2 separate regions of the Homo sapiens genome follow, and region 1 is linked to region 2. The links are chromatin contacts, found by Hi-C or POLR2A ChIA-PET in ENCODE. All regions are on one chromosome and are shown on one strand. The core of a region is the stretch at or near the end of the contact, and the rest is flanking DNA. Distances in the headings are between cores, read along the strand shown.

Region 1 (5,845 bases), core at 1,606-4,105, 440 kb before region 2:
TACATTTTGGTGCATAAACAAATGTCTGAACATTGTCCGCATCAAGCAGTCTCAGTTCCAAGGTGTAACAGTGAACACTCTGACTCCACTGACCCAGCCAAACACAGATACTTCCATCATACCAGCAAGTTCCCTGTGTCCTTCTCAACCCAAACCTTTAACCTGCAAATACCTGCCTACGAATCAGAAGAACAAGGAAAACTTTTGTCAGAATTGGAAACGTGAGTGACCTGAAGGTGATTAGTTGCAGTCAATTAAAATGTCCTAGCCACAGTTCTGGCCTGGCAGATGGACTTCCCAATAGCCCACTCAGGACCAAAAGGTCCATTTATAGTAGAAAACAACAGAAATGGACTAGAGACTCAGTTATAGAAAAGTAGTTATCCAAATACTGTATATTCACTATAAAAGGATATTATACAGCCATTGAAAATATGCTTTTTTCTTTTTTGAGACAGAGGTTTGCTCTTGTTGCCTAGGCTGGAGTGCAGTGGCGCAGTCTCAGCTCACTGCAACCTCCACCTCCTGGGTTCAAGAGATTCTCCTGCCTCAGCCTTCTGAGTAGCTGGGATTACAGTCGCACACCATCACACCTGGCAAATTTTGTATTTTTAGTAGAGATGGGGTTTCACCATGTTAGCTAGGTTGGTCTTGAACTCTTGGCCTCAAGTGATCCATCCACCTCAGCCTCCCAAAGTGCTGGGATTACAGGCGTGAGCCACCACGTCCAGCCTGAATTTTTCAACTTCTCTACAGTGAACACGATTGCTTTTACTGTCAGGTGAGGATCAGTAAAATTTATCTCAAAAAAAGCAGAAGTCTCCCATACTTATGAGAGTATCACCCTCAGATACACTCTGTCCTTAAATCTGGAACCCTGACGCATCAGAGCTCAGCCATCACAGGCCGAGTAATTCAGTCAAGGGAGCGGAGTCCTCCCCAAAGAACATCAGCAAGATGACACACAAAAGGGGCTCAAGTTTACCTTCCTTGTACACACGGAAACCAAACTCATCGTAGTAGAACTCTGGTTGCTCTGCTGACTCTTCCTTCTAGAATCAGGATGAGGTTGAAGTCAGTTGCCTGTCCCCTAGTTGGGGGCCTCAGGTCTGAAAGATGCCACCCACAGGGTTGCCTGCTAAAATCCCACCCAGCCTTCGGGCTCAGATCAAAGGCTACTCTTCCAAAAGCCGCCTCTGGTTACCACGCAACCTTCTCTGAACCTTCTTCTAGCAATTTCTCAACCTTCTATTTTCCTTGTTCTTCTCAGAGGTCAAAGATAATAAAATCAAGGCAAGAAACATGTTTTATGCAGTTGTGTCCCTATAATACTGAGAGCATAGTGCCACAGTGGTTGATTCACACAGGAAACATGGGGCTAAGATACCATCTCTGGTGGGGAACTCATAACCCTGTGTGAGTTGGCCACCTCTTCCTGGGCAGCCTGCAGAGCTGGGTCCCCTTCATACCACAGCGTGGGAGCACAGCAGGCTGGTGCCTGGCTAACTGCTATACCTGCGTGTACTTGGCCAAGATCTCCTGGGGCCATATGCTCGGAGTCAGGGCTGAGAAAGGGCCACAGGCAGGTGTATGGCTTCCTAAAACCAAAGAGGACCAGGAGAACAATCAAGAAAATGCAGAGGCAGGCCAGGCGCAGTGGCTCACGCCTGTAATCTCAGTACTTTGGGAGGCCGAGGTGGGCAGATCACCTGAGGTCAGGAGTTTGAGACCAGCCTGGCCAACATGGAGAAACCCATCTCTACTAAAAATACAAAATTAGCTGGGCGTGGTGGCACATGCCTGTAATCCCAGCTACTCGGGAGGCAGGAGAATAGCTTGAACCCAAGAAGCGGAGGTTGCAGTGAGCAAGGATCGTGCCATTGCGCTCCAGCCTGGGCAACAAGAGCGAAACTCTGCCTCAAAAAAATAAAAAAAAAATAGAAAATGCAGAGGCAAAATTCAAATCAGGAAATACCCTCTCCCTCTAAGAGCACCAGCATTAAAGGGACTGGCCCATCTCAAGCGTGCTGGGTAGGGAAGGAGCAGAGTGAAAGAAACCTCCTAGAAATCAGCAAATTTCTGGAGAAGAGGGGAAAGAAACAGCAGCACATTACAAAACATGACCAAACTTCATCTTCCGGCCTCTTTCTCCACCTGAGGACTGCAGATCTGCGGGTTGGAGAGCTGGAGGAGGAGAGCTAGAGAGCAGAGCTGAGAAGGAAGTTTTAATAACTTTCTCAGCCAGCCAGAAGCCTTCCCTACCATCTCCACCTCTCTTATCTGGATGGTGTTTTATGGAAAACAAGCCACCTTCCATCCCTCTGGCTCCTCTGTGAGAGCTTCAAACCCCGTTTCCAAGTCCAGCCCCTGCCTCTACCTGACATTGTGCTGGTGGGCTGGCAAGTCTTCTGCAGCTCCAATCTTAGAAGTCTCCTATCCTGCTATCTTAGAGCTGGAAGGCTCCTCAGGCTTCATCTGGTCCAGAATCATCTGCCCTGTTAGAAGAGAAAAGAGGAAAGTCATTCTATTTTTATTTTTATTTTTTTTTAGACAGAGTCTCGCTTGGTCACCTCAGGCTGGAGTGCAGTGGTGCAATCTCAGCTCACTGCAACCTCTGCCTCCTGGGTTCAAGAGATTCTTCTGCCTCGGCCTCCCGAGTAGCTGGGACTACAGGGTTGCACCACCACACCCGGCTGATTTTTGTCTTTTTAGTAGAGACGGGGTTTCACCATATTGGCCAGGCTGGTCTCGAACTCCTGACCTCGTGATCCCGCCGGCCTCGGCCTCCCAAAGTGCTGGGATTACAAGCATGAGCCACCGCGCCCGGCCAAGCCTTTACTTCCTTTTACTTCTAACCACAGAATTAAAGGCTCTCACTCTACGAAAGGAAGTAGGTGACAACGAGGAGATGTGGTTGAAAGATTTCAAGACAAGTTACATTCCGGTTTTTGAAATCATATTTACCTAAACCTGGCACTGAAGAAAAATTTACTTTTGCCATTTTTCACACAATGAGAATTCAGAAATGACAGTTGTTATCCTGGTCCATAACAGAACCTATTCTCCATGCTATCTGCCATGGAATTCTGGTGTTGGGAATTCTAGATAAATCGGGAAGAATTAGGTAAGTGAGAAGCAAAAAAGAGGAAAATCAAACCACCACTTCAAAGGAGCTGTGAGAAAATCCCAGTTCTCTTTAAAGACATACAAGTGTGGGGGCAAAAATAGCTCCTGTGGGCAGCTCAGCTGTGTCCCGGCCTCTGCTCCTGCCCCAGACACACACTGGCCAAGCCAAGTTTAGGATAAAGGCCACAGCAGAACATTCCTGACTGTTACAGAGGCTTTGGTACCCAAATGGGAGAGACGCTCCCTCCTGCTTCCAGACATGCCTGCTGAGAACCAGATGGCAGAACCTGCTTCCCCAACAGGCCAGCCATCCTGGTTGGTTGGTTCTGTGTGAAGAGAATGGAATTTTAATGTCTTCCTTCAGTGTAAAATATATGTGATATAGGGTTTCCCTCAGAACTATGAGCTGGATGATTACATATTTTTACATTAAAGAGACTGAGCTAGAAATTTTAAAAAGCATGTCATGTCATCATTCAATCCTTACAACACATTCATTCCTTACACAACAGAAAATAAGCCTAGGAGAGACTGATAGTTTCCAAATGGACTCCCAAAACTTTGCCCTGCCACACCATGTAACCCCACCCTGTGAAATGACGGACACATGGCCACCAGCTAGATGGCCCTGGGAATGGAACCCAGTGCTCTATTACGCCTCCTGCTGGCTTGGAGCCTGAGATGGCAAATGGCTGTGGCAGAACAACCACGTGTCAGCTTTGGGAGGGAGTGGGCTCAGCGCTCATCCTCTGCACCATGATTAAAAGTAAAGACATCTTGGCTGGGCGCGGTGGCTCACGCCTGTAATCCCAGCACTTTGGGAGGCTGAGGTGGGCGGATCACTTGAGGCCAGGAGTTTGAGACCAGCTTGGCCACCATGGTGAAACCCTGTCTCTACTAAAAATACAAAAAAATTAGCCAGGCATGGTGATGCATCCCTGTAATCGCAGCTACTTGAGAGGCTGAGGCACAAGAATTGCTTGAACCCGGGAGGCAGAGGTTGCAGTGAGCCAAGATCGCACCACTGCCCTCCAGCCTGGGTGACAGAGTGAGACTCTGTCTCAAAAAAAAAAAGTAAAGACATCTCCAGTCCAATCCTAGCTCTGCTACTCGTGTAGCAGAGTGGGCCTGTGCCCACTTGTTATAACCGTGGGCAAGTTTACTTCACGTCTGTATCAGTTTTCTTTTCGATAGAATGGAATAATAATACCTATGCCTTACTGTGGTTATGAGGATTACGTGAGCTGATGCAAATAAGGCCTTTAGCACACTGCCTGACACATATAAGTACTCAATAAGTATCAGGCAATTAGTAGTCCTAAAAATTTTTAGAAAGTTATTGTTAATATATGGACCCTCCTCATTGAGGTATACTAAAAACTATGTTGAACCATATTAAATTGCCGATATTCATCCATTACAGCCTAGAAAAATGACAACTGTGTATGGTTCCACATAACATGTCCCAGTTGAGAGCATGAGAAAGACTCCTCATCACCATCGGCCCCAGAGGCAGGGGTTTGGTTGGTGGTTCTGAAAGGGCAGAGTAAAAGTGTGACAGAGCACCTGCAGGCTGCTTGTAGCAGAGAAATCAGCTACATCTGGCTGTGGAGGCCTGAAGGGGCTGGGAAGGCCCACTCAGGAGTCCCTCCCCTTTCCTGATCTTGGCTGTCCTCCCACTCATTCATTCATCAGCAAATGGGGACTGAGCACCCCTAAGAGCCAGGCAGCTTCTAAGAGCTGGGACACAACAGTGGGGGAAAAAGTCCTGACCCTTACATTAGAGAATCAGATGACAGGCTGGGCCCGGTGGCTCACGCCTGTAATCCCAGCACTTTGGGAGGCCGAGGTGGGTGGATCACCTGAGGTCGGGAGATTGAGACCATCCTGGCCAACATGGTGAAACCCTGTCCTACTAAAAATACAAAAATTAGCTGGGCGTGGTGGCGTGTGCCTGTAGTCCCAGCTACTCGGGAGGCCGAGGCAGGAGAATCACTTGAACCCAGGAGGCAGAGGTTGCAGTGAGTTGAGATGGCGCCACTGCATTCCAGCCTGGTGACAGAGACTCCATCTCAAAAAAAAAAAAAAAAAAAAAAGACAGAATTGGATGATAAACACAGAAATAGATTGTGATAACTACAATGCTGTGAGGAAAAATAAAGGTCAAGGTGTGGAGACTATCAGAAGAGAGGGGATTTATATCAAGTGTTCAGGAGAAGCTCTTTAGAATATGGGTTAGGGACACCTGAGCAAAGACCAAAAGGAACTGAGGGCTCATGGCTACCTGAGGGAAAGGAGATCCAGGGAGAAGCAGCCCCAAGTTGGGAGCACACTGGGCATGCTGAAACAGCTGCAAGGCAGCCAGCAGGCTGGAGGGGCTGGGGAATGAGAAGGAAAGAGTGGGAGGAAACAGCCTGAATGGTGGGAGAAGACACAGCAGGGGACTACGAGGCCTCACAGTGTGGTGGATTCTGGGCTTCATTCTCAGTGAGCTGGGAAAGTAGGGGAGGGCTCTGAGCCCTCTCTGGCTGTCTTGCAGAGGTGGTGGTGGACATAGAGGAGGCTGTTGGATTAGTCAGGGTGAAAGGTATGTTGACTTTCCTATGGTGGGAACACTGAGAAATGGTCAGATTATGGATATATTTTATCATATTTTTTTTTTTAGAGACAAGGTCCCTCTATGTTGCCCAGGCTGGTCTTGAATTCCTGAGCTTAAGTG
Region 2 (6,263 bases), core at 3,744-6,243:
GTTTGTTTTGTTTTTTTGAGATGGAGTCTCACTCTGTCGCCCAGGCTGGAGTGCAGTGGTGTGATCTCTGCTCACTGCAACCTCCGCCTCCCAGGTTCAAGCGATTCTCCTGTCTCAGCCTCCTGAGGAGCTGGGATTACAGGCACCCACCACCAAGTCTTTAGTAAAGACGGGGTTTCGCCATGTTGGTCAGGCTGGTCTTGAAGTCCAGACCTCCGGTGATCCACCTGCCTTGGCCTCCCAAAGTGCTGGGATTACAGGTGTGAGGCACTGCGCCCTGTGAAATGATAGAGTTTTAATTGGCAAGGATGTTGGAGATTGTTTAGCCTTACTTCTCCATTTTACAGATGAGGACACTGAGGCTCACAGAGGTGCAGGGGCTTGGTCAAGGTCACTGCTGAGTAAGGGCTGAGGCCAGAACCCTGAGTCTCTGACTCCAGTCTAGTGAGCTTGGCCTGTCACGCCACCTAAACATGATAACTTCTTTTTTCTTTCAAATGAGTTGGTTTAATTTCAGGTGATACAAAGTTTAGGGTAGAACAACGACCAAAGAGCAGATTCTGGCAAGATTCTGAGCTGGTTTTACTTTAAATTCACAGTTATGGTAGGAATGACTTAGTGAAAACAACTAAAGAGATGATGAGCCACTGGAAGATTTTTTTTTTTTTTTTTTTACAAAAGTTTATTCTTAAATGTACAACAGCTCCAAGACGACACTTAATTCCAACTATAGGTGGCAAAAGATATTATAGGAGGGAATAGAGAGGTTTAAATACGGATGAAATAAAGGGTCACCGTCTCCTTAGGCACAAGGAACAGCTTATTTTTTGCCAGATTTCTTAATTCCACCTGTGGCCAGAGGCCCCTTCCCCACGACCTTCGCTTTTAGCACCTCGAGTTTCTTCTGCTCCTCTTTTTGTTTCTGCTTGAAAGCCTTCTCTTCCTCGTCCATCTCCTTGGCCTGCTTCTTGGGCTGTTTCAGTGCCTTCTTCTTGCCACCTTCGTGGCTGGACATGGCGCCTGCCGCCCCTTCCCCAGACCCTGCCACTGGACGATAACTTCTTTTAGATCAGCACCTTTTGTTGCCAGTCTGGACTCACAAGTGATGGGACACATTCGAACCAGGGCTAGAGAAAATGGATTTTATCCATCTAGGAAGGGTGGGCTGAGCCTTTACCATTAGATCCAGTTTTACTTCATTGCCAAGTCATTCTCTTTTGGATGTAAAGTTTATTTTTCAAACAGACATACATTTATATCTAAAAATAAACTGGCACTAGTGATGCCAATTGCCTGATGTAAAAGAAAGGTCAAGAATTTTAAAGGGTCTCGGAGAGTAAAGATACCTCTGAGAGTAAGTGGAGGTTTCTTTTTGAGTCAGAGTCTCGCTCTGTCGCCCAGGCTGGAGTGCAGTGGCGTGATCTCTGCTCACTGCAAGCACCACCTCCCAGGTTCATGCCATTCTCCTGCCTCAGCCTCCCAAGTAGCTGGGACTACAGGCGCCCGCCACCACGCCCGGCTAAGTTTTGTATTTTTAGTAGAGACGGGGTTTCATCGTGTTAGACAGGATGGTCTCGATCTCCTGACCTCATGATCCGCCCACCTCAGCCTCCCAAAGTGCTGGGATTACAGGCGTGAGCCACTGCGCCTGACCATGGAGGTTTCTTAGGGATGGATTTAGGGACCTGTGTTAAGAAGGAGATGGAAATTCTGACCCTCAATCTCATCTTATGTGCTGGGATTTGCTCATAGCTGGGTGAAGCCACAGGTTGTACAAGTGGCCTCTTGCTTGACTGATTTCGGGTGGTAATCAACATATTGCAATCACTTTGTGGTCTTCCCCTTGGTTTTGGCCACCAACAGATACTTTCTTCATTCTAAGACAACATGGATCAACTCAAAGTCATTATCCTTCACATCCAGGTGAGGAGGAGAAAATATTCTTGTGATATTATAATTTTTCATCCACCACCTCAAAGAACTCAGAGTGTGAAACATTGACCCTTTTACTCTCATAAGCTGTAAGGATGGGTGTGAGGGTTGCAGCTGGTTATCTGGGTCTACAAGGAGAGGATGGCCTGACCATTGTCTCAAGCCTGAAGAGGAACAAAGGAAAGGATGCGACTCAGGGCGCTGGACTCCAAAATCTGGTGTTTCAGGCCCTTAACAAATGCTGAGTGATAGAACTACAATTAGCTCTTAATTATCTGTGCCCATGACAGATGTAAAAATAATTAATAATGATTTTGCTTTGGAAAATATTATACTACATTTCTGCAAAGACGTGATAAGGATTACGGTAATTGTCACCATAACTAGAAGCTTCATCGCCTGAATATCAGGGGAAGACTTCGGTAGAAGTCAAGGCCTACTGTTTTGTAGAACTCACTTTAATTAAGGAAATATAAACCATAGTTCTGGGTCCGGGCACAGTGGGTCGCGCCTGTAATCCTAGCACTTTGGGAGGCTGAGGCGGGTGGATTACATGAGGCCAGGAGTTCAAGACCAGCCTGGCCAACATGACGAAACCCCGTCTCTACTGAAAAAAACCACACACACACAAATTAGCCAGGCGTGGTGGTGCGAACCCATGGTCCCAGCTACTCAGGAGGCCAAGGCACGAGAATTGCTTTGAACCTGGGAGGCGGAGGTTGCAGGGAGCCGAGATTGCGCCACTGCACTCCAGCCTGGGCGACAGAGCGAGAGTCTGTCTCAAAAAACCAACGAAACCACAAAAACCATAGTTTCTAGCTGAAAAAGCCAGAGTCATCTTCATGCAAACCAAAGGCCCAAGAGATACCCCTCAGTCTAACAAATTACTTGGTCAAGTTTATGATGGGGTAAAGAGGGGAGGCTTAAGAAATAGATTTGACTTGTAATATATATACACGCATGTTAAATATATGTATAATTGTTTTTTCTAATAATATATGTATATAATATATGTAAATAATTTTTTTCTCTTGAGACAGGGTCTTGCTCTGTCACCCAGGCTAGAGTGCAGTGGTGCGATCGATCTTGGCTCACTGCAACCTCAACCGCCCAGCTCCAACAATCCTTTAACTTCAGCCTCCCAAGTAGTTGGGACCACAGGCATGCGCCACTGCACTGGGTTAATTTTTTATTTTTAGTAGAGATGAGGTCTCACTAGTTGCCCCGGCTGGTCTCCAACTCCTTGGCTTAAAGCATTCCTCCCAACTCAGCCTCCCAAAGTGCTGGGATTAGAGGCATGAGCCACGGCGCCCGACCCTGACTTGTAATATATGTTAATGGAGCGAAATTTCATTAATTAAGACCTAACAAGATTAGAATTTGTGATACATCAATATTGGCCTGAACTAAAGTTAACCATTCTCCAAGCTATGAAAATAAAGTTTTTACTGAAGAAAAGAGTTTAAGCAAGATTGCAAGGGCAATGCTAAAGAGACCACTTTAAAGGTATGTATGCATACAAATTGTTGACCTGTTATTTTTAAGTCCTTCCTACCTATCCTTTCAAATATCCATTCTTTCTAAACAGCAAAGTGGCCACAGTTTATTACTTGAGATTGGATTTCTGTCCTTAAAACAAAGCTTTATGCCTTTCAAAATATATTGAATAAACCAGATCGGTATTTCCTGCCAATAACTTGACAGTAAGGTTTTGCTGTACTTCTCCTGATCTGCTAACAGCATTATATTCTTGCAGTTTCACATGTGGTGAAGTCTGATACGTGACTTGCGATCCTCAACATGCTGACCACACACAGTGTGTTCCGAACTGGGCTTCTGAGTTTGGGGCTGTGTAATGTCTACGCGTGGACTGAGTCACTTCCTATGGGTTGCTGCACCTTAGTGAGATTTCGCTGTTACAGTCCTCCCCCACTCCTGGCCCTCTGTTCTGTGGTTTTCGGTCTTGCTGTACTGTACTGTGTTGAAGTAGCCTTTCTTTTTGTTCAGCTGCCTACAACTATACATGTATTTGTTGGGGCTCAGAAAACGACACCCCTTGGCATGCTGAGTGCTTCGAACCAAAGGAGATGGGAAGGTTTCAGAAGCAGCCTTGGAAGCAAAGTCTTCCTTTGGCCTTCTCCTGCCCTCCTGTCTCCCGCTCCTCTTTCTCCCCCTGAGTGAGTCATAGAAATTAGAATTCCTCTTCCCCACAGTGGGTCAGAGAGACTAGAAGGGTCACTATGGGGGAGGCCAAGGCAGGAGGATTACTCGAGGCCAGGAGTTTGAGATCAGCCCAGGCAACACAGTAAGACCTAGTCTCTACAAAGAAATAAGTTAAAAAAATATTAGCCAGGTGTGGTGGTGTGCACCTGTATCCCCAGCTACTTGAGAGGCTGAGGTGGGAAGATGGCTTGAGCCTGGGACACAGAGGCTGTGGTGAGCAATGATTGCGTCACTGCACTCCAGCCTGGGCAACAGCTGTCTCCAAAAAAAAAAAAAAAAAAGAAGACTTGGGACAGGCCTTGTTCAGTTTCCTACCTCAGTCTGTTACCTTAGATCAAACCCCCTTTGTCCAATCCCATTTCTACAGGGCTGTCTGTCCTTTGACAAACCTAAGCATAAAAATAGACGGCTTTCCCTGGGTCTTGGGTCTTCATTTCTGAAGGCTTCTGTGTCACACAAGTCTTTGATTAAATAAATGTGTCCACTCTCCTCTTGTTAACCTGTCTTGTAGGAGTGTCAGCTGTGACTCCTCTGATGGGCAAAGAAAGGTGCCACAACTTTTCCGCCCCTGTATATCCTACAGCAGTGACTTGAGATTTCTATTTTTCTCTGACTCTTCTTCAGATATGCATCAATCATAAAAGAAAAGGTTAAGATTTAAACCCCCAGATGGATCTGGACAAGTGGGAGTTCTCCTCCTCCTATCCCTCCTTCCTTCCACAAATACTCACTGAGTGTCTCTCTTTTATGCAAGACACTGTTAAAGGCATAAAGATGAAGTAGAGGAAAATCCTGCCCTTCCAGAAGCACCTGGGCTAGAAGGGGAGGCAGATGGGCGTAGAAATAATTTCAAACACACACCAGTGTTCTAAAGAGTGGTGTGTGCATGTTTTGGGAAGGCACTGGGAGCAGCAGGTTGTGAAGCTGCTGCCATGCTTGGCCCCTAGGCCACCATGCTTCTGACCATTGGGTCATATTCCAGAGGTCCCTTCATGGCTTCAGCATTCTGTGAGGTTAACAGGCCGAGAAGGGCCAAGGCAGTGTCAGGAATGGTCAGTACCTGACAGAGATGGAGAAGTCCCCTGGGGAGCTCTGGCTGGCCCGGATGATGAAGAAGCCAACCTCCTTGCCCATGAGTAAGTTCTCTGCCTGGTGTCGAGAGAGGCCTTCGTGAAACCATCTGTGGGGGCGAGATCAAACAAAAGGATCAGGATGAGACACAGGAGTGACAAGAGGGAGACGTGGAGAAGAGGTGACCCAGAGGGAAAGAGGCTGGGGACTCTGTACAGTAGGGAGCAGAGAGAGACCAGGTGCTGTTTGAAATCAAACCAGTGCTCCAGGCAGCTTTCAGGAAAGGCGAGGGAGCATTCCCCTTGATTCACCCTCTTTGTTCCTTCTCTCCAGGAGAAGTCTCTCTCCAGCCTGGGAAACGAATCATGGAAATGTGTCGCTGCACCAAAATGGGGCAGTGTGGGAGTGACTCACTGCAGGAAGCAGCCGCCTGCCGGCAGCTGCGGAAGAGATAGACCAGAGCTGCGAGGACAGAGGATGCACTGGGGAGGGAAGGGAAGGCTTCAGGCACTGGAGCCAACCAGGTGCAGCCGGCTGAGCAGGGCCTGGGGTGCTCATGCCTGCCCTGAGGTCTCAGTGGCCTAGAGGTTCCTCCCTGGGTATTAAAGGAAAGTTACAGCCCAGGGCGTCACGTTACCTAGGCTGGCATGGAGCACAAGGGGGCTTTGCTCAGTGTGCCTAGCAGAGGCTGCAGTGTTCCTAGGGAGTCCAGTGTACATGCTTGGAAATCAGCGAGGCTGGCAGCCGCCAGAGAGCGGCGTCTATACAACCAGATCCTGGGCCTGCCCCAAAAATCCAGGCTGGGAAATAATCTTTACTGTGGAAAAGAAGAAACAGGAGAAATTACTCTTTTAGCAGAATGGTCAGGGTGGCAGCCCCTGGAGGTACAGCTGCATACAGCGTGGCATGTATGAAATAGGTCAAACACTTACACAGGGCCAGGCAAGCTGTGGCTGCAGCCTCAAAGCAGGAGGCCAGAGACCTCTCTCCACCACAGACAAGCAAAATGAGTGTCTGCAATCACTCAGCGGCCAAAG

Evidence for each region. A loop is a pair of places that touch in the nucleus more often than their neighbours do. ChIA-PET counts read pairs that join two places held with the same protein, here RNA polymerase II (POLR2A). Pooled maps may share reads with other maps.
Region 1: a loop to region 2 is called in a pooled map, with 4 times the contacts of the local background. The contact joins the enhancer-like site here to the promoter of TMA7B in region 2. A Hi-C loop is called at or near these places in 1 of 37 single-sample maps with no recorded cell type and 2 of 50 pooled maps. POLR2A ChIA-PET finds 5 or more read pairs at or near these places in 2 of 52 experiments (T-cell and activated CD4-positive, alpha-beta T cell).

Annotation. Positions count from the first base shown.
Region 1 is chr22:40,397,346-40,403,190 of GRCh38, reverse strand. It overlaps SGSM3 (small G protein signaling modulator 3), which reads right to left. Exons shown (of 22, transcript NM_015705.6): 2 at 2,378-2,495; 3 at 1,516-1,598; 4 at 986-1,052. The coding sequence starts at 2,384. Among named protein-coding and RNA genes, the nearest start is that of SGSM3, 30 kb to the right of the region's middle. RefSeq lists enhancers at 4,177-4,276, 4,857-4,916. Within about 2 kb of position 2,855, at least 8 of the 41 ENCODE cell types and tissues checked have a DNase peak (open chromatin) inside an H3K27ac peak, as active enhancers do.
Region 2 is chr22:39,959,127-39,965,389 of GRCh38, reverse strand. TMA7B (translation machinery associated 7 homolog B) reads right to left here and starts at 4,993. Exons shown (of 2, transcript NM_001396013.1): 1 at 4,471-4,993; 2 at 485-1,470. The coding sequence starts at 1,015. The coding sequence ends at 821. It overlaps GRAP2 (GRB2 related adaptor protein 2), which reads right to left. Exons shown (of 8, transcript NM_004810.4): 4 at 5,216-5,335. RefSeq lists a silencer at 1-162 and an enhancer at 5,846-6,263.